2 separate regions of the Mus musculus genome follow, and region 2 is linked to region 1. The links are chromatin loops, found by intact Hi-C in ENCODE. Cell type or tissue: heart. All regions are shown on one strand.

Region 1 (2,500 bases):
TTGCCCGACACCTGGTCCCACTTGCTTCTTTCTTTAGGCTGTTTGCTTCCATTGTAACAGCAGAGAGGTGCCCCAGTGCCTGGGGAGTTTGAAAACAGTCATTACTACTTGTCTATCAATTTTATCTAAGCACATAGATTTCAATTACCAGACTTTATGTTTGTTTATTGTTTATTTTATTCTGAGACATAATGTGTAGGCAACATAACCCAAGCTGGTCTCAAACTCATAGCAATCTTCCTGCCTCAGCCTCTGGAGTTCTGGAATCACAGGCATGCACCCAGCCTAACAGGCGACAAGAAACATTTTAATACCTGATTGTCCTTAAGAATCCCTGGTTGCTTAGCTGAAAAGTACAAATGCCTTTGGGGGCCCAAATTCCATTCTGTTTGCTACAAGATCTCAGAAAAGTAAAAGTTCTAAAGTTGTTGGGGCCCTTTCCCCCTCCTCCGTGACTCTAAAAGTTTATAAAGGAGTGGCCCTTCAGACTCAGCTCTGAGTAACTGCAACCAACTTCCCTGTGTAGATTTGAAAATTAGAGCACTCTGCCTCAAATCCTCACACAAAAAGCCACTGTTCTGACTAACCAGGGTGTTTCATGGTCTTTCTTTCTTCTTCTTCTTCCATTTTTTTTATCCCATTTAGAAAGCCTACCCTTGGCCAGCTCTGGGTCTGATTAGAAATCATAATACTTTCTTAGCTCCCTAAGGGTTTGCTAATAATACTGGATAAACTCCCCTCCAAAGCCCTGACTCAGTTAAGCACAAGCATGCAGCCGTGTAGCTTTCTGGAACTTTAAAATATATGTGTGTGATTGCACTGTGCATGCCCCTTTAAAAACAAACTGGAGGAACCCAACAGGCAGCTAGCAAGCAGTCGGACTTCCCCAGCTTTTACACCTCTGCTCCCAGACAGATCCTTCCAGCCCCTGCTGCCTCCTGGAGGCAGCAGCTGAGCTCAGCAGAGAGCAGCACAAAGTGTTCACCGCTCAGACTGGGGGAAATTAGAGCAAAATGTTTCCAAGCTGGAGCCTGTGCACAGCTCCCGATCGAAACAGGGTTTTCATTTCATTTGGGGCAGGCTTCTATTCAGATGGGAGAAAGACGGGGACTTGGGGGCTTTATCCATTTACAATCTGCAACGAGCCAGGCACAAAAAAACAGAACCACCCCCATCCCTCCTTTCTGGTCCTATCCATTGAGCTCCACATTCTCCTGAACTAAATAAAGACCACAAAGCCAGCATCTGCTCCTTCAAAGAAAAACAAAGTTTCCATACTGGCCACAGCACAGACTGGGGTCTCAGGGATGCCACTAACCCAAGACACCTTTAAAAAGATGCTTGATCCTACCTCACATCGAAACAATTAATTAATCTGTTTGTGAGCAAATGAATGGAGAGACAGAGAGAGAAAGGGGAAGAGACAGCCAGTCTGCCTTTCACAGTGCCTCATTTTCCTAGTAGCTAGCAGCCAGGAGTCTTGGCTGACCAGGATCCCCTGACCTCAGAGTCTCCCTCACTCCCAGCCACCCAGTGAACCTTTATGCACCCTAACAAAAGTCAGCAACACTCACAGTTCACTTGGAGAGTAGATTTAAATTCAAATACTAGATTTCTTAGTGTCTGCTTTTTTTTTTTTTTGTCCCAATTGAAGTTGGACAACACTTTCTAGGAGAACAATAAATACTCAAAATTAGATTAGCAGGGGTGCCATGAAGAGATAAGATGAAGAGGAGCTAACATTCAATTTACAACTTCCAGAATTCAGGAGCTGTGAATTAATCCATCCCCACCCCCCAGAGCACGGAGTTTAAACTCATCCTAGACTCAGAATGCTCAGCCCAGTTGTCTGGTCCGCTGAAGGATGCCTCTGGGCATATCACATGCCTTTCTGGAAGTGCGCTTGTGGTTTTTACAGCCAATCTGATAACCAGAAGTAGGAGTGGGCAAACAGTGATGCCAAGCTCACCCCTAAGCTGGCTTTGGGCAACCTCAATGGGGCATCCCACATTCTCTGCAAAGTTTCCCTGCTTCCTGGAACTTAAGTACTCACAGAAACAAATCAGAGTCCAGTAGCAAACAAACATACACAGAGGTTTCCCTCCACAAATGACTGAACTCAGATCCCCCAAATCAGGAGCAGTAGCTTGCAATGCAGGCATGCAGCGTGCTTTGAGCTTTCCAATCCGGACCTGCAGGCTCTAAAGCCCCCAGCTCAGGGATCCAAGAGTTCTCAGAAAAAGCCCAGTTCTCGTAAGAACAGGAGTCCTGCCCCTTGCCGTAGTTGCTCGGCAAAGCTGTCGCAGAAGCAAGGCTTTCTTACTTACCTCAGGGCTTCCTGGGCTGTGGTTTGCCTTCCTGACGGTGAGCGCTGCAGGCTCCTTCAGTGCTGAGCAGTTTGTAGCAACTGAGATCTCTCAGGGCTCCGGACTTGCCTTTTATATACACTGCGGGAAAGTGCCTCTAGGTGGCAGTTTTGCAACCCTCGGCTCTCCTCCCG
Region 2 (2,500 bases), 78 kb before region 1:
CCAAGTCCTGCAAATGTTTTTTTTTTTTTTTTTTTTTTTTTAATTGTGTAAACCCGCAGTGGTACCTATTTCCTGTTCTGTAGAAACCCGTTTCCAACTCACATAGAAGATTGGCATGCTGTTGTGTTTCAAAGATGAAAACTCAATCACCATGGTGCCTCTCCCTGCATTTTACATCTGGTTAGCACGGCTCTGAGAATCCAAATGTAGAAGTCGGGGTTTTTTCCGTTCCAAGCACAGTATATTTGTCCTGGTTGTTAAATCACTCAGTTGCCTGTAACAGAATCCCAGAAGTCTCAACAGGGAGTCTCAATGGCAAAGGGCTACTCCCTGGCAGAGCATTCAGCAAAGCTGAGGACCTCTCCCCACCCCTTCTTAGCATGTGGTCACCGACCCTCTGCCTCCCTGACATTGACCTTGTTGCTCCCTGCAACTCTCCTTTGCAAAGGATTCCGCTTCGCCAGGTTCACATTTACAAAACTTTCTGGCACAGACATGCAAAAGGATAATGACATGCATCAGGAGATAAATTGATTGGCCCAGCTCGGAGCAGCCAGCCCTGGACTGGAAGCTTTGGGGAGGAGATAATTCCCACTGGGTGAGTCCACTGATGTGTCCTCAGTCGGGGTCTTTGATGCACATCTACCCTGGTAATGAAGCTTCAAGGATGGTGTCTGAATGATCTGAACTGCCAGCCAAATTTCTGCAAGTACATTCTGCACTGAGGCGTGTTTGGGGGCGTTGTAGGCGGTCTCACCCTGCAGTCACCAATAACCTTGTTTACACACGCCTCGGTATTTCTGAAGATTGCCAGCTCACCTCAGGAATCAGGAACGGAGGCCCACAAGCAATCCGCCTGTGATCACCGTCTGAACAGTGAAAGCTGTCAACAAGGGCCTGCGCAGAGAAAATAAACACGGTTGCTACTATAGCTTTTATAAACTATTCCATTTGGTCAAAGCCCCACACAGTGACTTCAGAGCCCATTTCCTTTGCCCATGGGAAATCAACTGCTATATGTCAGATCCCTACTCTTGTCCACACCCGCCCCTTTCTATGTTTGTTTGTTTGGGTGCGTAATTAATCCTCATCGAGACAATGTACAAAACATCCCAGAGCAAAAGAAAGATGCATAGCCACACGTAAATAGACGCGAACGTTTCTTTACTACTCCCAGGTGGACAGTGGCCACAGTTTGAGTAGATGAATTCGCTTATCTGGCTTTTTGACTGGAAATGTCATGAGCTTCTTCCCACCCATAAAGATGTTTGAATGGCCATGTGGAATCCTTCCCACTCAGCCCCCCTTCTTGGATGTTTTAGACAGCCCCTACATTTCCTGCTCCGGCCCTTGTAATCGACACCCATCATCACCAGGACCAAGCTCTTGCATAAATCCACGCAGATTGTTTATTACTGTGATCCCGATTGCATCTCTGACCCTGTATCTACTCGGGAATGTTTTGTTTTGTGTTGCTTTGTTTTAATTTTCCAGTGGCCGCACTTTCCTGTTTATACGTCCATTATTGGACTCTAGTTTTATTGTACTGTGGTCAGAGAATTCAGATGGCATGTTCTGGTCTTAGGAATTTATTGAAATTTCTAAGTAGTTCAATATATAGTCAGGTTTTGTAAATGTCCCGGGGAAAGTTAGAAGACCTCTCCTTTGTAGACTGTAAGCGGACTCTTGTCTATAATTTAATTATTCAGAATTCTCCTTACTATTTTTTTTTATCTCTTAAAAGCCAAGGAATTATCCTCACCACTATTTAGTTCTGGCATGTCCTTTTGCATTAATGTCAGCCCAGAGAGTTTGGCAGCTGCTGTTCGTTTTGGACTTTAAAGCCGGGGCAGACCACAACTCCATCCCGCCACCTGGGAGGCATCCTTCCATGGGATAGAAGAAGACACCACTATCTCTCATAACTGTAACTCATCTTCCCAGTAGTTTTTACTCTGTCCTGAATGACCGGAGTGTCATTTGACTAGGTCTCCTGGACTGAGTCTTACCTTTCCCTCTATTTATTCTTTTTGTATACCTTTGACCATGGGTGTGTGTGCACATGTGAGTGCATGTGCCCTCTGAGTCCAGAAGAGGGCGTCGGTGTCCCTAGCGCTGAAGACACAGGCAATCATGAACTACTTGACTTGGAACTGAACTCTGGTCCTCTGCAAGAGCAGCTCCCACTCTCAGTGGCTGAAGCCTCTCTGCAGCCTGGCATTTACTTTCCCTAACTGCAGGTTAGATTCTGCAGCACTGCATTTCTCTCTGTTTGGTTTATTACAAGTCTGTTGTTTTTGTTGCTGTTCTCCCATAGCCTCATAGGTTACTCTTTGCTGTGTAGAGTCTAGAAAGCAAATAACCAAATACTGTTCCTATGTCCTTCCTGGTCCCACAGTTGCCATACACCAGTGTGCATGATGTTGGCTGTAATACCAACTCATCCTCTGCTGTGATATCCACTCTGGGGAAGTGTAATGGTCTGGGCCAGGAATCAGAT

The links. A loop is a pair of places that touch in the nucleus more often than their neighbours do. Peaks named below come from ENCODE experiments on the same cell type or tissue, not always from the same donor. Only the 100,000 strongest peaks of a DNase experiment are listed, where the experiment ranks them.
Region 2: it touches region 1 in a loop (2.1-fold over the local background); 5 of 42 quality-filtered maps call a loop at or near these places.

The regions. Positions count from the first base shown.
Region 1 is chr1:90,203,915-90,206,414 of GRCm38, reverse strand. It overlaps Ackr3 (atypical chemokine receptor 3), which reads right to left and starts at 2,435. Exons shown (of 2, transcript NM_007722.4): 1 at 2,328-2,435. In heart, CTCF peaks have their summits at 949 (motif pointing left) and 2,443 (motif pointing right); DNase peaks (open chromatin) are centred at 924, 1,914 and 2,454; H3K4me3 peaks cover 2,500 bases; H3K27ac peaks cover 2,500 bases.
Region 2 is chr1:90,281,458-90,283,957 of GRCm38, reverse strand. 2700003A03Rik (a long non-coding RNA gene) reads right to left here. Exons shown (of 4, transcript XR_003947931.1): 3 at 103-897. Among named protein-coding and RNA genes, the nearest start is that of 2700003A03Rik, 9.8 kb to the right of the region's middle. In heart, no CTCF peak of the experiment used is centred here; no DNase peak of the experiment used is centred here; H3K27ac peaks cover 525 bases.